Regions from separate parts of the Mus musculus genome. Here all the other regions are linked to region 1. A link is a loop called in an ENCODE intact Hi-C map of the cell type or tissue named here. Cell type or tissue: heart. All regions are shown on one strand.

What was found. A loop is a pair of places that touch in the nucleus more often than their neighbours do. Peaks named below come from ENCODE experiments on the same cell type or tissue, not always from the same donor. Only the 100,000 strongest peaks of a DNase experiment are listed, where the experiment ranks them.
Region 2: a loop joins it to region 1, with 2.4 times the contacts of the local background. A loop is called at or near these places in 5 of 42 quality-filtered maps.
Region 3: a loop joins it to region 1, with 11 times the contacts of the local background. A loop is called at or near these places in 8 of 42 quality-filtered maps.
Region 4: a loop joins it to region 1, with 2.2 times the contacts of the local background. A loop is called at or near these places in 14 of 42 quality-filtered maps.
Region 5: a loop joins it to region 1, with 2.0 times the contacts of the local background. A loop is called at or near these places in 11 of 42 quality-filtered maps.
Region 6: it touches region 1 in a loop (2.7-fold over the local background); 2 of 42 quality-filtered maps call a loop at or near these places.
Region 7: it touches region 1 in a loop (8-fold over the local background); 17 of 42 quality-filtered maps call a loop at or near these places.

What each region holds. Positions count from the first base shown.
Region 1 is chr6:115,536,625-115,540,624 of GRCm38, forward strand. It overlaps Gm36355 (a long non-coding RNA gene), which reads right to left. Exons shown (of 7, transcript XR_869382.3): 3 at 2,423-2,560; 4 at 1,917-1,991; 5 at 235-339. Among named protein-coding and RNA genes, the nearest start is that of Gm36355, 6.0 kb to the right of the region's middle. In heart, a CTCF peak has its summit at 2,466 (motif pointing left); a DNase peak (open chromatin) is centred at 2,477; H3K4me3 peaks cover 567 bases; H3K27ac peaks cover 638 bases; H3K27me3 peaks cover 1,659 bases.
Region 2 is chr6:115,431,045-115,435,044 of GRCm38, forward strand. All of the region lies in intron 2 of Pparg (peroxisome proliferator activated receptor gamma), which reads left to right. Among named protein-coding and RNA genes, the nearest start is that of Pparg, 71 kb to the left of the region's middle. In heart, a CTCF peak has its summit at 1,946; a DNase peak (open chromatin) is centred at 1,947.
Region 3 is chr6:115,172,989-115,176,988 of GRCm38, forward strand. The region is part of intron 1 of Syn2 (synapsin II); the gene reads left to right. Among named protein-coding and RNA genes, the nearest start is that of Syn2, 40 kb to the left of the region's middle. In heart, a CTCF peak has its summit at 2,069 (motif pointing right); no DNase peak of the experiment used is centred here; H3K27me3 peaks cover 289 bases.
Region 4 is chr6:115,047,549-115,051,548 of GRCm38, forward strand. No RefSeq gene overlaps it. Among named protein-coding and RNA genes, the nearest start is that of Tamm41, 12 kb to the left of the region's middle. In heart, a CTCF peak has its summit at 1,676; no DNase peak of the experiment used is centred here; H3K27me3 peaks cover 804 bases.
Region 5 is chr6:115,036,430-115,040,429 of GRCm38, forward strand. Tamm41 (TAM41 mitochondrial translocator assembly and maintenance homolog) reads right to left here and starts at 1,445. Exons shown (of 8, transcript NM_026894.1): 1 at 1,221-1,445. The coding sequence starts at 1,355. In heart, a CTCF peak has its summit at 1,522; a DNase peak (open chromatin) is centred at 1,462; H3K4me3 peaks cover 1,425 bases; H3K27ac peaks cover 762 bases.
Region 6 is chr6:115,460,170-115,464,169 of GRCm38, forward strand. It overlaps Pparg (peroxisome proliferator activated receptor gamma), which reads left to right. Exons shown (of 8, transcript NM_001308354.1): 6 at 2,917-3,116. Among named protein-coding and RNA genes, the nearest start is that of Gm36301, 57 kb to the right of the region's middle. In heart, a CTCF peak has its summit at 1,583 (motif pointing left); a DNase peak (open chromatin) is centred at 2,962.
Region 7 is chr6:115,265,772-115,269,771 of GRCm38, forward strand. All of the region lies in intron 10 of Syn2 (synapsin II), which reads left to right. Among named protein-coding and RNA genes, the nearest start is that of Timp4, 16 kb to the left of the region's middle. In heart, a CTCF peak has its summit at 2,323 (motif pointing left); DNase peaks (open chromatin) are centred at 2,310, 3,410 and 3,990; H3K27me3 peaks cover 3,740 bases.

The sequences.
Region 1 (4,000 bases):
AAGGGTTCGTTTTATTCATTTATAAAAGGTTCGCCCCAAACTCTGCTACACATGCCTCAGCCACCCAGCCTTCACACGTAAGCTCTATGGTCTAGCATGCTGCATGTCAAGGCTGCAAACTCTAGCCTGCAACACATGAAAGCTATATATGATACAGCCTGCTGCATGCTAAGGCTCTGTGTTCTAGCCTGCTACACACCAACGCGCAGCCTACTGCCTTCATCTGCCACTGACCAAAACATCCCTGCGCAGCACAGAAGGTCACTTGATTGCGTCTTTCTCCATCATGATCAGTAGAACACCAGCGCTCAAGGACTTTGCATGCCGGTCAGCACCACCCTGGGAGACAAAAAGCAAATGTGAAAACTGGGTTTACTTTCTGGCTGGAGCACCTGGCATTAGAAAGTGGGTGCCGCCCAGCAAGGTCACGTGTGACCACAGCTTCAGAGAAAATGACCAAAGCAAAGGACAGAGGGGAAGTGGGCTCACCGTGTAGCCACTGCCAGACAGCAGCTTCCACGACAGAACTACTTGGCCCTGGCCTCCTCTGTCCTGTGTCCTCCCTGAGGCAGGCCAGCAGTCACTGAGATGTACCTATCTCCCTGCAGGAGTGACAGTAGCAGGGGTGGATACCTGGGCCCTCCCTGCAAATGCTCATGAATGGGACCTCACTAACTACAAATCCTGGGACCAGACCTGGGGTCTCATCCTTCCCAGCTATCCTCAGGCCTCAGAGTGCTACCACCACCTTCCGACCCCAGGCAGGAAAGTCTGGCTTATGTGTACTCCCTGAAGCAGCTTTTGTATTCACATAAATAACAGGAGAAATAATATGGCGATCGGTTTCCATACCCACCACCCAGATTTATTTCCATGGATTTTGTTTTGTTTTTAAGAAATGAAGCATTAGAGGCAAAATTAAAGCCCCTTTATCCCCTGCCAATTGGGCACCATAGATGACTGGGCATTGGTATATGAACATATCTACATGTACATCCAATACGTGATACATTGTGTTTTAATTTTCATAAGGTTATATATTATCCTGTATCTTTATCATGTGTTTAAAATTTGCCTATCAATACGCTGACGGAGAAACGTGTTAGTAAGTTAGTTTGTTCACCTTTACAGCCTACTGCCATGCAGTATTCTACTCTAAGGATGCTGTACAGTGTGTGTCTATGGCGCATTTTATGACTGTGCCATCCATATAGGGAGAAACAGTTAGGCTCTTTCTCTCAAAACATACACAAACATGCACACACGAATGCACAGGCACACACATGCACACTCAACTACATGCCACATTTTGATTTATACGAGAAGTCTGGCTGGAGGGGGGATCCGCATGTAAGGGTGCTTTCTGCTCTGCCTTGGAACCTGAGTCCTATTCCCAGCACCTCCACCAGTGGCTCAACTGCCTGTCACCCCAGCTCCAGGGGATCCAACAACCCATTCTGGCTTCGCCAAGCAGTTTGACCCATGCATACATATATACATACATATATACATAAAATATTTTTCTTTAAAAAGGCATTTGGGCTGAGAGACAGCTCAGTGATTAAGAGCGCTCACTGTTCCGTCCTGCAGAGTCCCAGTCCCAGTCCCCACGTCGGGCAGCTCACAGTCATCAGCCTGTAACCCCAGCTCCAGGGGGATCCCACCTCTGGCCTGGTTGGGCACCCGCACTCTTGTGCACAAACCGATACACAAGACACATATGCAGACACGGTTTTAAAAAGAAGATCTTTGTATGTCTACGAGTAGTACACACAAGTTTCTCTAAGAAATTAGCCCCACAATAGGATGTGTTAGGCTGTTAAAGGAAGGCAGAGAGAGGTGGGCATAATAAACCTGAGATCCAGCATCGCCTCGAGCAAGTGTCAGCTCTGTGTGACCTTGGACAAGTCACTTACCTGTTTGCATCTAGTGAAGCCAGTGTTCTGATCTCTAACTTGGAGGATCTTGAAAAGGATCAAGCTCCTGTCCCTCTAAAAAAAAGGAGTGGAAATGGGCCAGGTGACTTCTTCAATAATACTATGGTGATCTGGGTTGTTTTAGTTGGGTTTTTATTTTTTTCTGACAACCACAATAGCCTAAAGGCAGCAGCTGGATACCATGCAAAGGCCCAGCAAACCTCGAGGGCTCGCTGCTCGCCCCTCACCACGTGGCCCCAAGTTAATGCGGAACCCTTGTTTATAGGTGAAACAGGAGTGGCCCCCACCCCGGAAAAGTGGTCGAGTGGTCATAGGGCGTCTAGCAACACGGGCCTCTCCTTTTCTGTGGTTCAACAGATTCTCCCTCAAAACTGAGGAAGGCTTGTTCTGCCAGCAGGATGAAGCTGGATCGCATCCTGGGTCGGGTAGATTTGGTGTTTCCGCAGCTCTAGTTGAAGATGGTGCCCATCAGCACAAGGCTTCACCTGGAGTGGTTGAAATTTGCTGAAATGCCGCCATCTCGTGGTTGAGATGCAACACTGCAGGGTCCGGCCTCTCAGGAAAACAATGGTGCGACAGGGTCTGCCCAGCCCTGCTCAGAAATGCGGCCGGCTCCCCATTGTCTGCGGGGTAAAGTCCGAAAGCCAAGCCTGGAATTCAAGCTCCTCCACAATCCGCCCCACCTTGCCTATCCGGCCTTATCTCGACTCCGACCTCCTGCCCCGGCCAGGTCCAGCTCCTCCCTGAACCTCCAAGCTGAGTCCAGCCTCTCACTGTGGCCAGCCCTGTGCTCCAGACAACCATCAGGCCCCCAGCTTCTAAGCCAGCTCTTCTAGGAAGCCTTCCTAGTCCATCAAGGGCCCCACCGCCATCACCTGCCCTCCCACCAACTCTTAACAGAGTCGTGGTTTTTTTTTTTTTTTTTGGTTTTTTTTTTTTTCCAACACTGCATGCTTGTTGTTTGGGTGTTTGAGCTAAGCCCTAGAGTCCCATGAGGCCGTTGAGGCTGGGAGTCCATGGAGCCTGCTCTGGTCCCAGCTACCCGAAACAGAGACAGAGGTGATAGCACCCAACTCACAGGCGTGCTATGACAACCACACAATGGCCATAGTAGAGGTGAGCAGGATGGCTAGATAAAACACAGGGCATCATCTAGTTGACCTCGAACTTCAGCCTTGAAAACTGTCGAATCTATACACCAAATTTCATGCCTATAATCCCAATACTTGGGAGATGAAGATCCGAGTTCAAGGTTATTCTGTGCTACATGCAGAGTTTGAAGCCAGCAACATCAGACGGTTTCTGAATGGGAAGAAAGGAAGAAACTGAAGGAAGGGAGAGAGAGAGAGGCAGGGAGGGAGGAAGACAAGGTTATAACTGCTCCTAAGTATGGTGGAGGAGTAAGTTTATTATAGATATAAGGGAGAGATAGCCAGAGGCAGAGACATCTGGGAGAGTCCAAAGTGGTCATGACCTGAACCATATGGGGAGAGGGGGGAGGGAAAAGGAGAGACAGGAACCAAGTACAACAGCCAGGAGGCCAAAGGCCCAAAAGGAGAGGCAGGTAACCAAAATATCTGGGTTACATAGGGAAGAGTCTCTGGGAAAAGGGCAGCCCTAGCCCAGCCCCTGGGCTGGAGAGTTCAGGGTAGAGGGCAGGGGCATAGCAGCCATATCCTGTAACAGGTAGGGACTAAGGGATGCTGGAAGAACCTGGTGGCCAGGTCTACTTTGATATGTTAAATAGGCACCTCAGCCTATTGTCCCAAATTTGAAACTTAACAGTTAACAGTTTCAAACCCCTTCCCCTTCCCCCACCCTCACCCCCAACAAAAAGTACGTGGGAGGGGGGGGCAACTTTTTAAAAAAATATATTTTAAAAAATTATGTGTTGGTTCTGTTCATGACTCACATTAAGATTCGGTGTCCCCAGACAGTTGGGACACCTTTAATCCCAGCACTCAGGAGGCTGAAGCAGGTAGATCTCTGAGTTTGAAGCCAGCCTGGTCTACAGAGTTAAGTTCCAGGACAGGAAGAGCTACACAGAAAAACCCTTATCTGGA
Region 2 (4,000 bases), 110 kb before region 1:
TATTTTTAACATTATTAAACGGTGATTAATTATACATAACTTCATATTATATCTTTAATAAAATTTGGATATGTTGAAATGCAGGACTTATAAATTCTCTGTTACATGTATCATATACACTAAAGTACATGCATGATGGGCATAAGATATAATGCCTGCTGCTTAAGTGATTAAAAATTGTAGCTATCATTATTAAATTATGCTTCTATGAATGAAATTGAGTCATTTTCCTCTTTTAATAAAACAAAGGCCCATGATTCTAATCAAAGATAAGAAAATTGATAGTCAGGTGGTGGTGATGTACACCTTTAATCCCAGCACTTGGGAGGCAGAGGCAGGTGGATTTCTGAGTTTGAGGCCAGCCTGGTCTACAGAGTGAGTTCCAGGACAGCCAGGGCTACACAGAGAAACCCTGTCTCAAGAAAAAAAGGAAAGAAGAGAAGAGGAGAGGAGAGGAGAGGAGAGGAGAGGAGAGGAGAGGAGAGGAGAGGAGAGGAGAGGAGAGGAGAGGAGAGGAGAGAAGAGAAAAGAAAAGAAAAGAAAAGAAAAGAAAAGAAAAGAAAAGAAAAGAAAAGAAAAGAAAAGAAAAGAAAAGAAAAGAAAACTGGTACAGGGTGCTGGCTCAGTTGGTAAAAGTGCTTGCCTAGCATAACATAAACAAGGACCTGAGTTCAATCCCCAGGACCCATATTTTTAAAAAGCCAGCACATATTTATAATCCCAGTACTGGGCAGGGGCGGAGGGTAGGGGTGGGTGGGAAGCAGAAAGATCCAGTGAGAGAACCTGTCTCAAAATTACAGTGGCTGATATTCCTGAAGGTGACATCCAGCACTGACTCTGGCTTCTGCACATACACAGGCTCCTGCACACACATGCTCCTGTGAACATGGATGTACATACACATATATACCCACAATTTTTACAAATAAATAAATAGAGAGAGAGAGAAGCATCTGTTGGTTAAATATTTTTCTTTTATTTCAGTGTATCTTTTCTACTTTTCCATATTATTACCTGATCATTCCTGTTTAATAACACAAAGTGTATGCAAGAAACAGATTTATTCCCACTTGGTAGATTAACTCATTAAAAAATATTACAGTTAAAAGGTATTTATGGGGTTGGGCTAGAGTACAATGGTAGAGTTAAAAACAAAGTATATTCAACTTAATTTTTAACATAACCAAACACATAATCATCTTGTAAAAGTCAGGTAGTATAAAAACTTTAGTAAAAAAAAAAAAAGGTAGCGCCTCAGTGTCTCAATAATTCCCTTTCAAAGGCACTGATACTTTACTCCAGGACCCTCTTCTGACTCTCACCTCCGTGACTTGAGAATCACATGCTTGGCTGCAACTTTGTCTACTGTGTTCACCATCTGTTAACTCTAACCATAGAACATAAGCATTCAACCCTTTTACCACCTCGTTCTTTCTCCCAAACACACTTCTTTCTCCTCTCACCTTCACAATGCAGTTTCCAGTAATTTGGAGTTAAGTCAGTTGTCCATGGTTACATTGTCATAACTTTAAAAGGGATAGTTACAGACTTCAACATCAGTATATTGTGGTTTCATAAGCAGTTTCTCTTCAAATAGTAAGCGGTCACACTGCATGTTTCCTTTCCCTGCGTGTGAATCATGTGTCTAAGTCTTGCAGTCAACATGTTCAACCTTGCCTAACCTAGCACTTCCGGAATTTACTTGACTACCTGATATTTTTCTGTGTAATGATTTTTAATGGAACCTCATTAGCATATGTATAATACAGTTGGGGAGATGCCAGATAAAACAGACTTTCCAGGCCACAAAAGAGCAATTAAGCACTGAGTGAGTAACTTTGAGAAGCCAGGCACTCTCCTTTTCCAGAGGTTTTTAAAACAGGACATCTGTTTTACTCATAGTCCAGTTTGAACAATAGGACTCTGCTGCTGTTTCTTCCTCTTCCTGTCCCCCAGAGGCCGCATTGGAGGCTTTTAGCCACCTTTTACAAGACCATGGGACTCTGGTTACTCTCTCTATATTAAAAAAAAAGACAACTATTATGTATTTAGAGCTTCATACATATCCTAGGTGTTTTTCATATATTATCTCATTAGTCTTCAGAACAGAATGAGGTAGCATTATTTTACAGATGATGAAACTAGCTATAGAGTGAGGGTGGACTAAGACCTCCAAGGCAGAATTTGAATTCAGGCATCAGACATAACACTGCTCCATCCTTTATTGTTAATGTTCAGAACAGCAACCTACAAAAATAACAGATAAGATGTGGTTTATCTGTACTTATTATGTAAAAACTCAGGCCACCACAATGTTTATGATAAAAGTTAACCATTCCTTTAACCTTCCCACTAATTGGAGGTTATTATTTTTGTTAGTGTAGTGCTTACCTTTTCCTTCACTGTGACCAAATGTCTAACAAGAAATGACCTGAAATGAAAGGTTTACTGGGGTCCTGGTTTAAGAAGCTACCACTAAGCCTAGAAATGACAGCAGCCAGCTCAGACTCCTCAAGTCTTTACCCCTCTAAGGAACAGGAAAGTGGAGGATGAAGTAGGGCTGGGCTAAAACCCTCAAGGCCCACCCCTCAGTAGCCCACTTCCTTCAGGTAGGCTCTACCTCTTAAAGGTTCCAAAATAGTGCATGCTAGCTGGGTACCAAGTCCTTCAACATGCAATCCTGTGGAATACATTTCACATTCAAACTGTAGCAGGAAAAATTCTGTTGCAGAGTTCTTCTGCATTTTATTCTGTCACAATCTGCCATCTGGTAAATGGTTTCTTGCATGAGACTATTGAAATTTGATGTGACTCGTATATATTAATTAAGACCAAATACATCTTGATCTATAAAAATTGGCTTGGGATAAAAGTCTCTTTTTTCAACATATTATATCAATATAGTAACAGCATCACACAGCTCAAAGGATGCTGGGCCAAGAGACAGAAAAGATGTGTTCTCGCCCACCCAGTCTCTCGCTGACTGTATTCATAAGCAGATCATTATGTCCATTTTCTTTTACTGTCAAATGGGAAATGACGATTATTTCAAAATGGCTTTCTCCCCTGTAATATTTCAGGATGATTTTTATCTCTGGATGTTGGCTCACAGATGGGAGAGGAACTGTATAATTCCCAAGTTAGTTTGTACTATGCTGTGGTTTACACAAACCAGTGAGGAAGGGCTGGCATATATGATATTAACCTAAAACAAGAAGTCATTGAAAATTTGTGGTTAAGTGTCTCTTGAAAATACTGACAAAGCTACTAAGCTCTAGAGAGTCTATGAGATGTTGTCACATTGCCTCAATACTTATCAGAATACATTTCTCTGAGTTACTCTTTAGCATGACTCTCATCAGTGTCATGCCTGGCCCACCATGAGTTGTTGAAATGTGTTGATGTTTAGTATAGACCTGGAAGATCAGGAAGAGAGATAATTAGTTTAGATTAAGTGTGGCCACAGAGCTTTAGACCTTCTGCATTCAATACCCACTCTTCCTAATAATTGTCCATATATTACTTTGGTATCTGGGCCATATTTCTCCCAAAAGCTTTCAGAGGTGGGCTTGGAATTCACAGCTTCATGTATTTAGACAAGTATTACATTACTGGGATGTATCTTCATGTATTTAGACAAGTATTACATTACCGAGATGTATCTTCCGCTCTTAATTACTCTTCTTTAAGAATTTTGAGTACATGGTGGCACATGCCTATAATCCTATCTCTCAGGAAGCAGAGGGAGGAGGATCAATGTAAGTTCTATGTCAACCACCACTGCACAGTAAAGCCCTATCCAAAACAGAAAAAGAAGAAAAAGAAGAGAAAAGAAAAGAAAAGAAAAGAGAAAGAAAAGGAGAGAAAGGAAAAGAAAGAAAACTCTTGTACTTTACAGAACTGTTCAGAGAATTAAAAGAGATCATGTGTAGTATCTAGTGTAATCATTACCAAAGACTCAGAGGTCGGTTAATATTAACCAGTTTCAATACTGAGGAGG
Region 3 (4,000 bases), 360 kb before region 1:
TTTCTCCCCAGTATGGAAGTCTATAGCAGTTCATCTGCTTCTTTTTTCTTTCTTTCAATCTGTCTGTTCTCGTGTGAATCCTGTCTTATTTTACAGGCGTGCTATAGCTGTCTTGGGACTGGAGCTCATCTTGCTCATTTTTGTATTTCCATATTTATTACCTACCAGGAATCCTTGTTTATAACACCTGTTATTTGTTGAGTTTCTGTTTTCCCGATCCCACGCCTAGCAGATTGTTTTTATTCCTACCCGTTCACCAAACTGTACTTAATATCCTTTTCTTTCCATTTCTTTTTTTTGAGCCAGGATCTTGTTAAGTAGCCTTGACTGAAATGTAAATGAGGAAAATACCTAATAAAAAAAATAAAAATTAAAAAAAAAAAGAAATTGCTAACTTTATATGCCCCAGTACAGGGGAACGACAGGGCCAAAAAGGGGGAGTGGGTGGGTAGGGGATTGGGGGGGTGGGTATGGGGGACCTTTGGGATAGCATTGAAAATGTAAATGAGGGAAATACCTAATAAAAAAAATAAAAATTAAAAAAAAGAAATTGCTCCATATTGGATAACTTGCAGTAATAAATTATACATGTATGTAATAAATATATGTGTAATTTATAAAATATTATTAAATTTCTATGTATATTTACAAAAAAAATATCTTTTAAAAATAAATAAATGCTCTGACTACTCTATGCAAAGTAGGCACCTCTCATTATTAACCCCAGTCTTTCCTTGATTTACTTTGTAAGAGTCGAATAAATCATTATCAGTTGGCCTGTTCACTTGTGCATCTGCCTTCACCAGGGGCAGCTAAGTCCCGTAAAGGTAGATGTTCCCTTTATCTTGTTCTCCACTCTTTTCCTGAATCCTAGGACACAGCAACTCTCAATACATACTGTTAATAGATGGAGGAAGGACACATAACTTACACACTGGCTGATTATGACTATAAAATTAAAGAAAGAATTAATAGTACTTGGACCACTAATTTTTTAAAAATGTTTTTAGGTAGTGATAAGAAGCGTTCTGAGTAGATTGTTCAAAAAAAAAAAAAAAAAAAGTAGCCTTGGCTGCTCTGGAGCGTGTTCTGAAGCTGAAGTCAGTGTTGGTCTTGCCATGTTTCTTGCCTTAGCTTCCCGCAGGCATCCCTAGTCCCTGTAAGTTTTCTTTTCAGTGGTGAGGATCAAATCCAGGTCCCAGTGAGTTATGGGTAAGCCCTCTACCTATGAGATACAGCCATAGAAAGAAATATTTTTAGCGTTGACAATTTAACACAAAAGTTGGTTTCAGTCCTCTGTAATAATATGCTCTCTAAGAAATACCCCTGAATTGGGAGTCTGAATGTGAACTCTGGCCCAGATCCGACTTGTTAAGTTATACTTCTAGAGAACATTTGTTATTTTTATGTCTGAGTGTCATTTCCCCTTTATACTAGGGAATACAGGTTTTTCTGGGGAGTACTTCCTCCCCAGTACTCAGGCTTTGGACAGCACGTTTTATCTCTGACTCCAAGGATGAGCATGTAAGTATGCCTTGCTAATAAGAGCACTGTACTCTCATCCACAGAGATAGGTTTAGGTATGCGCTTCCAGTCTTAGTTTGAATTTGTCATTCTGACTTTTGATTTTTAGAGCATAGATTTATCTTTTTTTGCAATGGACTTTAATTTTGGAGGATGGGTCAACAAGTGAAACCAAAACAAACATGATAAGAAAGTAGGTCTTTTGAATTCCTAAAAAGTTATTTATCCCAAACCTATACTTTTAAAATATGTGTATTAATGAATTTTTCATTCTTTGTTTATACTGGCATGTATAATAAGCTTTAGTGAGTTTCTACTTCCTTGTCTTTAAAATAAGTACACTAGGTTCAAAAGCAGTAGATTTACCTTTTTGTTAATATATGTTTAAAACAATGAGTTGGTTTTTGTTTGTTGGTTTTTTGTAGTCTAAGTGTTCTTGGTCTCATTGTCCTTATAGGTTACAGGGGTCAGAGTTCAGGACCTCTCCTGGCATTCATTCCAGGAATCTGAAACCTGAACTTGCAGCCCATGATCATTCCTCTGTCTTACCGCCAGGGGGCTGTGCAAGAGCTGCATCATGAAAATGATGTTCGTTGCATTGCATTTAATTTAGTGTTTTTATTTTTAAGTGTCAGCAGCTGTTTAATGCCTGAGATGTAATTATAATTTATAATAAACGATAAGTTTAGAGAGTTTTCTGATGCAATAAAAAGGAGTGGCTAAAGTAAGACATTTGAATTCATTGATCTTTGCTGCAAGTAGAAGTTTGGTTTCTAAAACAAAACAAAAAAAATCAGGTTTTTATGCATAAAATAAACGACTCGATTGCTTCAATATTAATAATTATTTCCTTCCTTGGGGGGGATTCTGTTGTTTAGGGAGACCACCACTGGGATAACCATCACTGATAAGAAACTTTCACATAGTGTTTTACATTTCCCACAATCCTAGGACTGTGTCAGACCTCGGGCACAGTTATTCACTTGTCTCGGGCTTGCATTGTCCTCTGCGTGTTTGCTTGTCCTCTGCCCCATCCCTACCACACTGTGGTCTCCTAGGACAGCAGTGATAAGGACCTGGTTTGTGGGCCCCATGGAGCTGGATTTTGCCGTACGAACAGGTATCAAGCTCCATGCCTGGAAGCACAGGGGTGGACTGTGGAGAAGTGAAGGGGGGAAAGAAGCCAAAATCAGTTATTTTTAGGGGAAAAGAGCTTCAATTTACACCATATTCTGGTGAGGAAAAGTCTTGGGGTGTGGAGAGGCAGAACAGACATGGGCTTTAATTAGTTCCTTCCCCCTTTACCAGGCAATCATTTGTTCTCAGAGCATTTTATACTTTACTTTACAGTTGTAAATTACAACTGCAATTAACTAGTTATTTCTTTAGTGGTTATTCTGTGCTGTAAGTTTCTACTGGAATACAATCAATAAGAATAATATATTTTTGAAATCTGGGAAGCTGACTCAGTTAGTAAAGTGCTTGTTTTCCAAGAACAAGAGCCTGAGTTTAACTCCCAGAACCTATGTTTAAAAATTAAAAAAAAAAGCTGTGTGTGATGGCTGTGTGTGCAATCCTCATGCCAGCAGGCAGAGACAGGTGTATCAGTGGGCTTTCAGGCCAGCTAGTTTGTCATTTGGTCCTCAGCCCAGAGGAGACCGTGTTTAAAAACAAGGTTTACGGTGCCTGAGGAATTACACTGAAGTTATCCTTTGATCTCCACATATGTTTACACAAACACACCTGTACACATGTGTATCACACATGTGCATACACATGCAGTTGTGTGTGTGTGCGCATGTGCAACAGAGATTTGTTGAATGAATAAAAGAAAGTCTGGTAAGTTGGATGGGTGAATTAAAATCAGCCTGAGTCTAAGATAAAAGGATGGATCATCCAGACACTGCCCCACCCGGGGGTCCATCCCATAATCAGCCACCAAACGCAGACACTATTGCATATGCCAGCAAGATTTTGCTGAAAGGACCCTGATATAGCTGTCTCCTATGAGGCTATGCCAGTGCCTGACAAATACAGAAGTTGATGCTCACAGTCATGTATAGGATGGAACACAGGGCCCCCAATGGAGGAGCTAGAGAAAGTACCCAAGGAGCTGAAAGGGTCTGCAACCCTATAGGTGGAACAACAGTATGAACTAACCAGTACCCCCCGGAGCTCGTGTCTAGCTGCATATGTAGCAGAAGATGGCCTAGTCGGCCATCATTGGGAAGAGAGGCCCCTGGGTCTTGCAAACTTTATATGCTCCAGTACCAGGGAAATGCCAGGGCCAAGAAGTGGGAGTGAGTAGGTAGGGGAGCAGGGCGGGGTGGGGGGAGGATGGTATAGGAGACTTTTTGGGATAGCATTTGAAATGTAAATGAAGAAAATATCTAATAATTTTTTTTTTTTTAAAAATCAGCCTGAGTGACTTTGCTAAGAATTTTATGGATTCTAAGTGGAATGGGAAGCTGTGCAA
Region 4 (4,000 bases), 490 kb before region 1:
ATTTTTTAAAAAAGCCTCTGATAGAGTGTATCTGATGAGTGTCTGGGTCAATGAACACATCAAGATGGAGGAGGACATGCTTGTGAGTGCACGGATGCTCCAGGTCCTCCCCAGTGAGTACACAGATCTTCCAGGTCCTCCCCTTGTGCTCTGTCTCTTTTCCTCCCCACCCCCACCCCCATTCTATTCCCTCCACTTCCATTTCCTCCTTGCACTTTAGTCTTGGGTATTTCTATTGACTTGTGTTCAGGCTGGAGACTTTTCTTAGTCACATCCACAATGCCCCATCAGAAGCATCTCCTTTTTTCCTTTGTTTGCTTGCTGCATTAAATATTTTTCTCAGACTATCTTTTGATTCTCAGAATTTCTACCACTGCACTTATATGATCCACTTCCTGCATGAAGCTGCTAAATCCCTTGGCACATGAATGATAAGCAGTTTAAGTTTCTTATGTGGCAATTCCACCATCTGTGCCACATCTGAGATATCTCGGAGTCTGTATCCTCTCTCTCTCTCCCCCTCCCTCCCTCCCTTCTTTCTATCCCACCCCCCTTTTGCTCACTCACTCGTGTGTGTGTGTGTGTGTGTGTCAGAGAGAGAGAGAGAGAGAGAGAGAGAGAGAGAGAGAGAGAGAGAGAGAGAGAGAGAGAGAGAGAGTGAATATGCCACGGCATAGGAATACAGCTCAGGTATCTATGTGTGTGCCTTTGACTTTGTTTAAGCCAGGCTCTCTTCTTGGTCACTGCATACACCAAATAGCTGGCAAAACTTCCAGGGATTCCCCTCTCTCTACGCCCCATCTCACCACAGGAGCCCTGGGAATATGGGCACACCACCAGACCTTAGCTTCTCCTGGGTTTGGGGGATTTAAATTGAGGTCTTTGCTCAGGCAGTGATGCTTCACTCACAGAGCCATGCCTGCCCCCAGCCCATAGACTGATACTTCCTCTTGCTTTTTAGCAAACCTTGTAATATTTTGCTGAAAGTGGCACAAGAGTATCAGAAAATGGAAGCTGAAGTATGTCTTTTCCTTCCTTCCTTCCTTCCTTCCTTCCTTCCTTCCTTCCTTCCTTCCTTCCTTCCTTTCCTTCCTTCCTTCCTTTCCCTTTCCCTCTTTTCCTCTTTCTTTCTTTCTTTCTTTCTTTCTTTCTTTCTTTCTTTCTTTCCTTTCTTTCTTTCTTTCTTTCTTTCTTTCTTTCTTTCTTTCTTTCTTTCTTTCTTTCCTTTCTTTCTTTCTTTCTTTCATAAGGTGGAGTATCACCACATAGCCTTAGCTGCTTGAACTCACTGTGTAGACCAGACTGGCCTTGAACTCACAGAGATCCACCTGCGTATGTCTTCCATGTGCCAAGTATGTCTTCCATGTGCTAAGTATGTCTTCCATGTGCTAAGTATGTAGTTCTTTAGCGTGTGGTTTCCATGCTGACCTGGACGGGTAGGCTTTTAAATGTTTGCTAAGGTGGCTTGTACTGCAGCTTCTCATGCCTCTAAAGTCCTTTCTCTGTCTTTGGTCATTCCCAGCTATTCCCTGTCAGACTGAGTCTGTCTTTCCGGCCTTTGTGACTATCATCTGTTTACTGCCCTTGGGCACTGCTGGCAAGCCAGGAAATACAGGGAGGGGATTAAATGGTCAAATCCCAGCCTCTTAGACCCTAGGACAAGGCTTGATGCAGGAAAGCTAGGGGGCGCCAGAGTCAGGGAAATGCCCTTTTTGCAGGTGGACCTGGACTCTGAAAGACCCTGGGGTGTGGTACTTCAAAGCAGAAGATGTTCTGATCTCTTCCACGGTGGTTGATTCCCTTTTCCTCTTCTCAAACCAGGACAAGAATGTTTTAGGCTCACAACTATGTCTGGTGAGTTTCACGGAACTAACCGACTCTGAGACTGTGTCCCCCGGGGTCCCTCACTCACGTGTGAGTCCAAGCTCTTCAGCAGTTTATCAAAGTTACTGTTTAGCATGATGGTAACAGTCCCCCGATTCCAGAATCTTCTATTTCAGGGAAGTAGCTCTTGTGTGCGCGTCTCTGGATTTGTTTGTGTGTCCTGATCTCAGGGAGCAGGAGCTCTTTGCCTCAGTTCAGGGAAAGCAGTGTTTTTCAAGCTGCCTAACCTTTTCTTGTACGAATGGAAGCTGTGGCACCCCAGCTTTCTACCTGCTGGAGATGACGCAGGACTTCTCATTTGTATTCGTCAGCTAATAGATTCTACACGTGGTATGTTCAATTAATACCCGAGAGATTTTTGAGCTCTAGTAAGTAGCACACATTTTTGACTTTTTACTCCAATTTAATTTTTTTTTATTTTTGTATACTTGTCTTAGAACCTATAACCCTGTTGAACTTATTTATTACTTCCATAAGTTCTTGGAGATTCCTTTCAGTTTCTTCATAGAAACCCATGTTGTCTGCACCTATGAGCAATATAATTTCTTTCATTCAACATCTTTATTTATTTTCTTTTTTAAGATTTATTTATTTTATGTATATGAATAAACTGTTGCTGTCTTCGGACACATCAGATGAGGGCGCCGGATCCCATTACAGATGGTTCTGAGCCACCATGTGGTTGTTGGGAATTGAACTCAATACCTCAGGAAGAACAAACAGGCAGTGCTCTTAACTGCTGAACCATCTCTAGCCCTTTATTTTCTTGTTTCAATGTGTCCACTGACCTCCGCATCAGTGGGAATGGGGAAAGTGGACATCCCTTTTTTTTGTTCTGCTGTCCCTCATCATTTGAGTGATTTCAAGGACAGGCTACAGGCTACCTCCGTTTATTATTATTATTATTATTATTATTATTATTGTTATTATTATTATTTTGTTATTAAGTTGAGATACTGAAAATTCTTGTTATGAATAAATATTGTTATTCTGTTACATTTTTCCCTCTCCCACATATGTTTATTGTGGTTTCTCTTCTATTTAAATCCTAAATTCCTTTCCGTCGTTGTCTTCTTTTACTATTGGAAGAAGATGCTCAAAGAACTTCCTTTAGACCAGACCTGCTGGCCATGAGTTCTGTTCTGAGACTGTCTCAACGCCTTCATTTCTGGGGATTTAAAATTTTTGTTTTGTTTTGCTGCATATAGAATTCTGCATTGACAGTTCTCATAAGTGTTGTAGGTAGTACAAGAGCCTGGCCCCACAACAACTCTGGCCATCTTTATTGAAGGCGACATCACTTCTTCCATAGAAGACTGCAGGAAGTAAGGAAGGCATGGAGCAGGGAAACAAATGATCTCTGTTCTCTCCCTGATGCTTTGAGAAGTCACTGACATGGCCACTCAGTTCCTGATACCTATGACAGATTTGGACTCTGAAAGCTTAAAATAAATTCAGCGGTCAGCTAGACTTCAAGTAGACAGCAGGGCTTTGGTTCCATTTTTCCACTCTTCTCTAGGTCCAGCCACACTCCAAGTTGACCAGAGATGATTGCCAGTGGCAACTGAAGCAAAAGCTTCCTCATCCAAGTAACTAGGTTACTCCTTCCTGCATTATCTATGGCGGGATTCAGCCACATGACCATCCCTGGACCAATGAGAAAAGCTGAGAAGTCTAGGCACTGATTGGCTTGAACCTGGGTTCCTGGTGGCATTGATGGTAAGGTGTTCATCTTAGTCTGAGGGACCTTGGCTGGGTAGAACTGAGGCTGGGTCACCATCCCTCTCCTAGGGAAAGAAACAGGAGAAGGAGCAGGGAACAGTGGGAGTGCTGTGAGCTGATGTGGTGGGGAGAACACTGGTGGTCACGTGGCTTCCTTCTTGGGCACCCAGGGAGACTGTATCGCAGTGAGGCTGGGGTCTGACCAGTGGGAAGCAGGAGGTTCTGGAACTCTGTTATGGAATATAATGCAGCAAGGGGGTACCTGGCAGACCCATGCCTAGGCGTCCACTAAGAAATCACACCATACAACAGATCTGGCATAAGGGGGTTTATTTGGGGGGCAGGGAGGGTAGTGAGGACCTGGGAAAGGGGTTAGAGGTAGATGAGTGGACAT
Region 5 (4,000 bases), 500 kb before region 1:
ATTTCTGAGACAGGGTCTCTTACTGACCTGGAGCTTGCCAAGTATGCCGGGAGCCAGGAAGCCCCAGGGATCCACCGGTTTCTGTCTCCCTAAAGCTGGGATTACAAGTGGGTACACCACAATGCCTGACTGAAGGATGATTGTAAAAAAAAAAATGTATAATTATGATAATCTATATGAAGTAACTGGACAGCTCACAATTTCTCATATGCCCATGATCCATACTTTCCCATTTGTTAGAGAAAATCGGTAGGATGTAGAAGAAATTCAAGAAACACCAGGTGAATTTTAACTGGAAGAAAGACCTGGCCAGGAGCTAGACCCAGGATGCCCTACTGTACAGTGACTGAGACTCCGTACTCTGGAGTAACAAGCCTCAATCCTAACTAGATTCCTGTTCAATGTGCTGACCTGAATAAATGTGCTACCTGCCTGGGCCCTACACCCAGTCCATCAACTTCCTGAAGCCCACGGATCATTCCGTATTTTCTCCTTATCTTTCGATGGGATTTTCAAAGTTAGCTTCCAATTAGTCACCTGGGATGTTTTACACACTGCTAAAGTCCTAGGCCAATGAAATCAATCCCTGCAGACAAAACCAGTCTTTGTATTGCTAAAAAGCTATGGAAAACTCCAATGACAAAGGCTGAAAACACTTAAGTAGGACCTGCTACTTTGTTTTTTCCCCCTTCCCACTACATCTCTGCAATGCCACCACCTCTTCCTCATCACTCCCAACTTAGATTGGAGACAGACTACTCATGCCTCACTTATCCTATCAGCTCAGGCTGGTGATGGATCGGCATATAATAGCACTTGCTGCCAAACCAGATAAACTGAGTTCAACCTACCACGACCCACGTGGTGCAAGGAGAGAAACAACTCCCTCAAGTCGTCCTGTGACCTTCAAGTGTGCGCAGAAGTACAGGTGCGCTTGCTATATAATCACTAAGTAAATGTAAACATATAGATTTGCCTGGCGTGACAACACGAGCCTTTTAATTCCAGTACTGTGAGTTCGAGGGCAGCCTTCAGCCAACCCTGACCAGGGAAATCCAAATTCCGCTCACACCGAAGGACACTTTGCTAGGATGAACATTTCAACAATTGGCTCTTGGCGTGTCCGGGCTCCGCAGGAATGAAAGGCATGCGAGGAACGGCGAGGGCGAACAGGTGCCAGGCATGGGACTGGTCGGGGAACTAGGGGGCCTCCGACTCACCTCCTGGTGGGCACTGGGTCCTGCCTGGCGATACACCGCGGAGCCGTAGGCGAAGGCCAAACTCAGGTCCTCCGGGAAGTGAGCCAGGATCCTGCGCAGGCCCACGCCCGAGCTGTGCAGCGCCTGCAGCGCCATGGGCGGGCTGGCCCGCCGGTGGGACAGACGGTGCTGTGCCGACCCTGTGCTCGCAATTCCCGGTCGTGCGGACCGCGCTTCCGCCCGGTCCCGCCCCTCCACGCACGCGCGCTTCAGAGCGGGCAGCTGGCAACCTGCGGGGAGGCCGAGGCTCCGTAGCGCCCTCTAGCCGGCGGAGGAGCACATTACATGTCTATCCTGTGACAACCTGCTATAGAGCCTAGCAAATCCTTTGTAGCACTAAAACTACGAATGGTTATTAAACCATTTAATTAATTAAATCATCCTTATATTGATTTTCTTTTTGCTTTTTGTTTTTTTTTTTGAGATAGGGTTTCTCTGTGTATCCCTGTCTGTCCTGGACTAACTCTGTAGACCAGGCTGGCCTCAAAGCATTCAGACAGGGTTTCACTGTGCAACAGCCCTGGAATTTGCTATATAGACAAAGCTGGCCTCGAACTCACAGCCATCCACCTGCCTCTGTCTCCAAAGGGCTAAGATGAAAGCATGAACTACCTCATTCACAACCTTGTGGAGCTATCACCTCTAGTGCCAAGTTGTAGGAGCATTTGAAGATTTAGAAAAACAAAAGAAATGTAAAACATGCCGGCCCAGGGGATTGTGATTGCTAGAAACTGACTGTGGTTTCTTCATGTTAAAGGTCTTTTTCAAGTCTGATAATAAATAAATGTTCCATAAAAGGAAACATATTGTATAAATATTCCCTCACATTTGCATTCAATTTTAGAGTCAGAGAAGTCTTCTTGCCCCTTCAGGGATGGTGTCTTAGTCAGGGTTTCTATTCCTGCACAAACATCATGACCAAGAAGCAAGTTGGGGAGGAAAGGGTTTATTCAGCTTACATTTCCACATTGCTGCTCATCACCAAGGAAGTCAGGACTGGAGCTCAAGCAGGTCAGAAAGCAGGAGCTGATGCAGAGGCCATGGAGGGATGTTCTTTACTGGCTTGCTTCCCCTGGCTTGCTCAGTTTGCTCTCTTATAGAATACAAGACTACCAGCCCAGAGATGGTCTGACCAATAAGGGGCCTTTCCCCCTTGATCACTAATTGAGAAAATGCCTTACAGTTGGATCTCATGGAGGCATTTCCTCAACTGAAGCTCCTTTCTCTGTGATAACTCCAGCTGTGTCAAGTTGACACAAAACTAGCCAGTACAATTGACCCCTTGTCAACCTGATACACAAACACATCACTAGTAAGCCTCAACCCTTACATTCTTATTCATCCCCAAGATCTAAATAACTTTAAAAGTCCCACAGTCTTTACATATTCTTTTTTTTGGGGGGGGGCTTGTTTAAACACTTTATTCAGAGGCTTGGGGAAAGATGGTAGAACACGCTGTCTGCTGTCCTGCGCGGGGCAGACCTTAGAGCAGTCCCGGTCGCTAAGAGCGTCTTTACATATTCTTAAAATTTCAATCTCTTTAAAATATCCATCTCTTTTAAAATCCAAACTCTTTTTACAATTAAAAGTTTCTTAACTGTGGGATCCACTAAAATACTTCCTTCCTTCAAGAGGGAAAAATATCAGGGCACAGTCACAATCAAAAGCAAAAATTATCCAATGTCTGGGATCCAACTCACAATCTTCTGGGCTCCTCCAAGGGCTTGAGTCCTTCTTCAGCCCTGTCCTTTGTAGCACACAGCTTGTCTTCTAGGCTCCAGATGTCTGTACTCCACTGCTGCTACTGTTCTTGGTGGTCATTCATGGTACTGGCATCTCCAAAATGCTGCTGTCTTCTGCTGTAACTAGGCTTCACCAATAGCCTCTCATGGCTCTCTTCATGGTGCTAAGCTTCAACTCCTTTGCATGACCCCTTCAGTCCTGGGACATTAATTGCTACTGAGACTGCACCTTCACCAATGGCCTCTCACAGTGCCAAGCCTCAGCTGCTCTTTATGACCACTTCATGCCTTCAAAACCAGTACTACCTGGGTAACTCTTACACATTACCAAGTCCTGATGCAGCAAGAGGTACAACTTTGGCTATCTCTGGAACACAGCTTCTTTGGGCTTTCAGAAAACACTTCCCAGAAGATATCATCTCAATGATGCTGGTCCCTCTTAATCACTGCTAATTTCTTAGCTCCAGCTAACCAGCACCAATAGTCCCAGTAATGCCAAGTTTTCTTTCACCTTAATAGTTCTGGTATCTTGTTAATCACAGCTGATTCTTCAGCCCCAGCTAACCAGAACCACAGAATTGTCACAATCCAAAATAGCAATGGCCCTGAAAAGAGTCTTTAATTTTCCCTCTGAAATTTCACAAGCCAGACCTCCATTTTCTGCATTATTCTCAACATTATCTCCCAAGCTCCTACACAACATCTCACAGAGCTCTTAACACCGAATGGATCTTCTGTCCCAAAGTTCCAAAGTCCTTCCACAGTCCTCCCCAAAACATGGTCAAGTTGTCACAGGAAGACCCCACTTCTGGTACCAATTTGTCTTAGTCAGGGTTTCTATTCCTGCACAAACATCATGACCAAGAAGCAAGTTGGGGAGGAAAGGGTTTATTCAGCTTACATTTCCACATTGCTGCTCATCACCAAGGAAGTCAGGACTGGAGCTCAAGCAGGTCAGAAAGCAGGAGCTGATGCAGAGGCCATGGAGGGATGTTCTTT
Region 6 (4,000 bases), 76 kb before region 1:
GTGGGAAACATGTAAGTTTAGAATATTTCTAAGTGGTTCTCACATGCTCTGGCCCCTTTTCCTCAAAAGGCAACAAAACAAAAAAGTTCTGTGTGAAAGAGGTGGTGGTTAGCCATGGCTTTGCAGAGGACTATAAAAGGATCTTCTGCACTGGTGTTAAATTGTTGTTACTTTGTACATATTAACTAATCGGCATAACTGGCGTTTCCATGTCATATTCCACGTCATATTCTCCCCATTCCCTTTCCTTGTTCCTTTCCTCTTCCAAATTACCCAGCCCCCTTCTACCTCTATGTTATTGTCTTCATCATCCTTCTTTCTCTTCTCCTCCTTTTCCTCTTCTCCTTCTCCCTCCCCTTCCCCCCCTTCTTTTATTTTGTGACCTAATGAGTTTACTTAGGAGAGCATATAGAAGCATGTGTGAGGGCTATTTACAGGAGCTTGGGCAACTTACCAGTGGCTACACCACTGAAGAAAATGCCTCTGCCTCCTCCAGCAACCATTAACTACCCATAGATCCCTCAGGGACAGATGGGGTCTTGTTGAGCAGTTCTCCATTTCATAATGACCATGTATTTTATTCATTGTATTTCAAAATGTTCTACAAGTACTTAATATGTACCCAACAATATGCTAAGTGCTGAGTGTAATGAGCAAGGAAGACTCCTGTCTTCAAGGAGACTGCAGACAAGGAGAGAAAAGAAAACACCCTTATCGACTATTGTGGCCAGAGCTATTAAAATAGAAGACAGTAGAGTCATGGTCATAGACTGAGGGATCCCAGTGGATCTGGGGACCAGGTGGGAGGGCCCCTCAGTAAGCTGACATTCCCTATCCCAGTGCAGCTGAAATGGAAGAATAATGAAGAGGGAGTCTGCAATTTTGACTTTTTTTAAATGGCAATTGTTTAAAGATTTCTGTTTGAATAGGTCATGTGCAAAGGTTATATTTAGAAAATGTATCTAAACATATGCTGATCTAATGTAAACTGAGAGGCAAACATCTTTTCCCCTCTAACTCCAAGCAAGGTCTCTTAAGAAGCCCCTGTAGGGCAATAGTTTTATTAGTGATAAAGTATAGGGCCAACTGAGATGAACTTACACATTTGAGACTCGAGGACAAATCAGTCTTTTCTCTAAAACAAAATTTGCTGGGCATGGTAGTGACCTGTAATCCCACCAACTAGAAAGGTTGGTGCAGAGGAGTTTCACATCCTGGGCCACATTGTGTTATGCCCAAGACCTAGTCTCAAACTATAAAATACAATAAAAATAATATGAACTGAGTTGTAGCTCAGTGGTAGAACATGAGTTCAGCATGCACAAGACCCAAGACTCAATCCCCAGCACCAACGATTAAATAAAGTCACTGAACAGATAGAAATGTTCCTGTATACCTTGTCTTATGATAAATATACTATCTTTAGTGTAAGAATAAAAACCATCCACCTGGAGCTGGAGAGATGGCTTAGCAGTTAAGAGCACTATCTGCTCTTGCAGAGGACCCAGGTTTGATTCCCAACTCCCACATAACAATTAACATCTGTCTGTCACTCCAATTCCAGGGAACCCATTGCCCTCTGCTGGCCTCCTCAGACATTAGGTACACACTGTGATGCAGAGATGCAGGCAAATTCACACAATTTTTTTTTAATTTTTTAACATCTCAAAAACAAACAAACAAACAAACAAAAAAAGCACAAACCTGTTGGTTCTCATATTCAGCAACATTGATTGAGTTCTACCAAGTACTAAGATATATGTAAATGTGCCCCAACCTTTGCTCACAAGTAGCCTATCATCTAAGTAAAAGAGCCCACCATCATCTTGAGTGTCACATAGAATGGTGCTCAAGATACTACTAAGTATGAGAGCAAGATGTTCCACTGGAGAAAAGCAGTGTCCTAAAGAGAGCTAGCTCAACAAAGAATGGTGTCAAAGAAACATTACTCAAAGGGACATTTTATAAGTAATATCAGACCAGGAAGTAGGAAATTTTATGCAAGTTAGAAGTCTATAAACAGATTACTATTTATTTAATTTTTTTGGGGAAGGCCTTGCACATGCCAAGCAAGGGTTCTGTGCCCAAAGGACACCCCAGCTCACACAGGTCAATTCCTACATTAGGCCCTACAGTCTGTCTTAAGTCTTTGCTTTGCATTCACACTTCCTCACTCCTTGAGAAGCCAAATTAAAGGTATTCTGATGAACCTCATTAAGGGGGAATTCTGCAGAGTTAGGGGGTAAGTCAGTTTCCATCCATTTAATGTCCAAGTTCCCTGGTCTTTCTTTACAACAGAAACGGATAGCTCATATGAACTGACTGAGAACAGGGCCTATGTTTGTACAACTTGAACTTCTCCGTAACTGTTTAATTCATGAAACACAAAGATGCTCCTGCCGTACCTTTTATGAAGTGCAGAGGTTACCAAGATAATTATGACAGTGTCCCTGTCTGCAGGACATTGTTCTACAGAGGGGTTAGAGGTATAAAAAGTCATAATTATAGTACAGTGTGAACATTTTGATTGTTGAAATGCTTAGGGTTGGGGGAACACTGGGAAGAAATAATTAGCTGTACTTGAAAGCTCTATAAAGATGACTTTGCATCTTTGGATAGGAGTTGTCTCTCGATTCATGTTTAAATGAATATGTATTCCTGTTTGCTAGCGGATCCTTCCAATTTCCTAACAGGATCGTATGTTGCCTTTTTTAACTGAAGAAGTAAATAAGTTAATTTCATTTGTCTGTGCTACTGTTGCGAAATAAAAACATGAGCAAAGTGGTAGATAGAAGGCAGAACCAGCGCCGGGTGGAGAGAGGGACTCTCAGTGTGGGAACCAAGATTAGGGAGAGCACAATGCGGAGCCCTAGTAATGATCCAATGATTCATCCTGTCATTCCTCTTCCTCTGTAGCCATCAGGTTTGGGCGGATGCCACAGGCCGAGAAGGAGAAGCTGTTGGCGGAGATCTCCAGTGATATCGACCAGCTGAACCCAGAGTCTGCTGATCTGCGAGCCCTGGCAAAGCATTTGTATGACTCATACATAAAGTCCTTCCCGCTGACCAAAGCCAAGGCGAGGGCGATCTTGACAGGAAAGACAACGGACAAATCAGTTAGTTCTCTTCTGCTCTCTTCACTGGGGGAGGCTGGGGCTGGGGGTTGTTTCCTTTGACTAAATGATTTGCTTTGGTGCACATGCATATGCAAAAACAAACAAACAAACAAACAAAAAACAGCTCAGCTGCAGGCTGTTAAAATCTAGTGGCAGGCTAGGTCCAAAACACAGGAAATGTCTTCAAATAGGATAAGTAAACATTGTTCTGAAAAGGGAGTAAGTCCTCCAAGCTGTAATAAAAAACCTTTGAGAGTAATACAAGAGCTCATAGGTCATCTCTACACTCATGAATGAACGTGAAGCCTTCCAGTCACAAGAGTGTCTCAGAAGCCGTGCAGGAGGCTGAGCAGGTGTGTTAAGCTGTTGTGTCCCACTTCTACCTTTCAGTTTTTCTATGGTCATTTGTCCCAGGTCCAAAGTGGGCACAAAAGTACATCAGGATATCATGAGACCTATTTCCTTACAGTACCTAGCTTTATTCCTGGGAAACTGGAGGCTCTGGCCTTCTATTATATACATGAGTTCTACTTTCTGCAAGGATCTAAGTTGCCTATGCTACTCCAATGGAATGGTTGGTTGCTTGCTTGCTTGCTTGGTTTAGTATGCTAACTATTGGATTGAATCCCAGGCAAGCATGTTGGGTACATGTGTGCTAGAACTAAGCTACAGTCCCAAGCCACAAAAGTATTCTTAAGTACCTGGAGATTCTTTGACTGATATTGTTTAGCAATTCATAATAGATGAAAATTATCATTGAATCCAGTTTTCTAGGAAGCAGAAAGCTTCTGATAGGAAGTTGAGAATCAACATCAAATTACATTAAAATAAAACCTCAATGCTGCTCCCCAGTCCACCAGCAGCTGCAAGTGTGCACTGGATTG
Region 7 (4,000 bases), 270 kb before region 1:
GAGGGTGGCATTGTGCAGTGTCACACCATCTATTACTGCTGGTGAGCATTTCCCTTTTTCTGACATCTGGCTCTGGCAAATTACTTAGTGGTTAAATTTTATAATTTTGTAAATGTAATGAAATCAAGATGTTTGTGTCCCAGTATTCCTTCCAGATCCTAGAATGCCTCTGTAAATAGTTAATGATAACCAGTTAATCACATTGCAGGCTTAATTTCAGCACAGGAACCCTAAGGGGACAACACCCAAATCATATCCAAACCATAATATTCCCCCTTTTAAAAACAAACAATAAGTATTTTCAGTGTAAGCATCTCAGCAGAGCACACTGGCAACCAGGATACTCCCCTGTTATGACACACCCTCCCTCCCAGCCTCTCCAGACTGTTTCCTCACTTGTAAAATGGAGTTAAATGGGTGATTTCTGGATCCCATCCAATACCAGGGTCACCTGCAGTTGGCCAGACCACAAAGTCTGAGGGCATAGTCCTGCACAATGTCTCACTAAGGCCTAGTTAACTTTAATAGAGGACATTACGCAGTAAGACCATCTTCCCTTCTGACATCAACTGAAAGTTCTGGAATTCTAATAGAACTCTGCAGGCATCCAGGAACTCACTGAAAATTATACTCACAGTCACTGCATGTTGTGGAAAACAATTCTGATCAAAACCAAGCCACAGGAAAATGCATAGTGAAGAATCTGAGAAGGTCTAAAAGCAAGCTTCTGTTGCCCCTGGAGTATATCTCTTTCCCTGCATCCATTGGTAATATCTCAGGGATATCACCAATCAGAAGGGTCACCTGAGCGTCACTGTTCAGAGTCATTGCTGGGAATTCATTACCTAAGCCTAACTGATCCGATTGAGCTATCCACACATCCCTCCCACCCTAGATGGCAAACTGATACATGCGGTCTAAGGGGTCCACTGTGAATCACACAGTTCTTGCTTTTCCACCAACACCCTTTGCCTAAATTTCCCCAGGCTGTTTACATAGGTTCTCACTTACCTTTCGCCCACGTGCCCTCTTACATTTTGTGTTCCTGTCGTAGCAATGCCGATCTCAATGGCCTATGCCTCTCTTGTAGCCTCTCCCTAAAATGATTTCCCTCTTTTGTTTTTGGCACGGCTCACTGTTTTGGTAAAGAAACTTTCACCACAGTATAACTAACATTCTTCAATCATCCAAAGATGCCGCCTGCTCAGCAGCTGCTGCCTCTCCTCCTGGAGTTGTGGTTTTCTACTTTCTATCAGGAGAGATTGTTCTTCCCTCTTTGTTTGTTCTTCACTCCTGCCAGGATGCAAGCTCTTTGTAAACAGGAATCTGCTCATCATTTCATCTAAAGGGCTTAGAAAGCATCCAGAATCTAGCAGCCACTGACTATAGTCACACAGGGCTCTCCAGGTGGGATCTCATGTGACTTCATCAGTACAGTGCAGGCCTAGACAAACTAAGAGGCCATCACTAGGCGATGTGATTTCATGAGCCCACCAGCATATATGTGGCCAATCATTGACCTAAATATTGTTATGCAGCACATGACTGAACATCACAGGTGCTCTAAAAAAGGTGGTTGAGAGCAGTTTGCCCAAGTTGCACTCTGTTGTCTGTAGAAAAGGTAAACTACAATAACAAATATAAATCTAATTTTAATACCTCTGCATTTAGGAATAGTTTACCTTTGTCATTTATAATGACCTGTTACTGAATTCCTATCCTAACTTGCTTTTCTTATGCTACCTCTGCCCCTGTAGGTGACACAGAACATGACTGATGATGTGTCCCCATTTGTAATCAGCACCTTTGATGGCCCTCTCATCCTATTTGGGATTAATGTCAGGATCCTAAGGGACCCTTGGTAGCATGCAAACAGAAGAGCTATAAATCAAGAATCATTGCCTGGGTCCCAGCCTACATGTCACATCTCCTGCCAAACCCCTGCATGTGTCATGTATGCCACTCCTCACCCAAGCCACTCTTGTTAGCTTCATTTGTGACCATGCAACCACAGGCTGAATGAGAAAGAACTTACAGCTTGAATCACATAGCCCCATGATTTGCTCTTTGCCCAGTAATATAGAAGAGGACCAGGACAGAACTGTGACTTGGAAAACATAAGCTAGCTAACCACTGTGCATCCTCCCAAGAGTCAGGGAGGCATTGACCACATCACCAAAAGCAGAGCGAGCGGTCAACAACAAAGCTCCATTTGGCTGTCAATGACTAGGTCTCAGCCTGGCTGGAATATTAACCTCCAGGCTGTCCCATGCAATGAAACCTCTACAGTGGTATGCTGTTCTCAGGGTGGCAGTGACACCTTGTGGCCAATGATTGCAGAGCCTCTGTGGTTCATACTTAGCCTTTTGCCTGGTACCCCTGCTGTCCCATCCCCCAAACATACTCAGTCATTTAGAGTAGAAACTTGCTTACTGCTTCCATCTCTAGGGCTTAGGAAAAACCTAGTACCCAGGACCACTGACTATGTCAAGAACAGCTTGACAATTGAGAAACCCCTGAGAAGTGTGAGATGAATCACCAGGATCTGAGACAGGCCTGAAGCTGGGGCTGCGGAGAGCTGGAGCTGCTTCCTAGACTCCCACCTTCAGGTGGCCAGAATTTCAGGTGCTGATTCAGTGAATCTGGTCCTGGTCTTTCTCTGGCACCCCATTGTTATATATTTTACCAGCTCCCTGTTTGGCTTGTGGATGAGGTCCATAGAGACCAAGTTTAAGACCAGGCCTTGGGAAGCATTGACCTGCATTGATGTGCATCTGGGAAAAAGTGAAGCTCGCTCTCTCTCTCTCACTGCCTGAACTGATCAGAAAACACACTGAATGTTGCTTCTAGTCCAAGGGTGGTAATATAACAGGATGGATTCCAACTGAGAGGAGAGGCCAGGATGTTGGGGCTTGTGGCTCATCTACTTTATGGACAAAAGTAAGAGAGCTGTGGCAACAGAGGATGTAGTTCAGCTGGCAGAGTACTTGTATACCACGACTCAAGCGTGCGTGCCTTGGGATCAGTCTCCAGCATAGGCATAAGCCAGGTGTGGTGGCTCCCTTGTAATCTCAGCCTTCTTTCGGTGGAGATATATGAATCAAAAGCTCTGGGTCATCCTTCACTATACAGCAGATTTGATGTTAGCTTAGTATACATGGACCTCTGTCTCAGACCAAACAACATAAGCTAAAGGAGCTTCAGTTGACTACCAGCTGTTTCCAGAAGGCTATGACTCAATGTCTTTAGCTTTCTGATGCCGTCACGGATTAGAAATGGTCCCAGAGGCAAATCTGCTGGAAGACAGGCTTTGACCTTGTATTAAGGAATCAACTCGCCGATACTGAGAGCAGCAACTGCTGCTCGGGACCATGTGACTGTCACATTAATGTTCAGATTTCAGCAGGATAAGCTACTTACTGGGTGGGGAGGTGGTGACAGGATGGGTGGGGGCTGATGAGGCAAGTAGCTCTCAGAACCTTCCAGAACTAGAGTACTGTGCTCCAGGCTGAGTGTAACCACCAGACCTGGGAGAGGTAGTGGGAAAAACTTAGAATAAAAGGACTGGGGTGGGAGGTGTTGGAGCAATGGCTCAGTGCTTAGGAGCACTGGCTGCTCTGGCAGAGGGCCCCCTCTAGTTCCTAGCTCACAGCTATCTGCAAGGATTAAAGATACTTTTCTCTAACTTCTGTGGGCCCCAAGCATGCACACGGCACCCATACATATATGTAGGCAAACACTCATACATATATGATAAATTTTTCTGTGAACTTGTACAAGGAGACCAAGATGAGAGGGGATCTCTTCACTCTGAGAACAGCCTCCAGGGCTGGACGATTAGGGAGAGGCACAACCATCCCTTCAATCCCATATCAGGACTGTTTCACTTGTTCTAAGAGGTAAAGTTAGGACAAACCAAGGCCTTCCTGCTTCCCACAGCAGGCCCGGCTTGAGAGAACGTGTTCCCCAGTGAGTAGAAGCTGAGAACTCCAGGAGATTG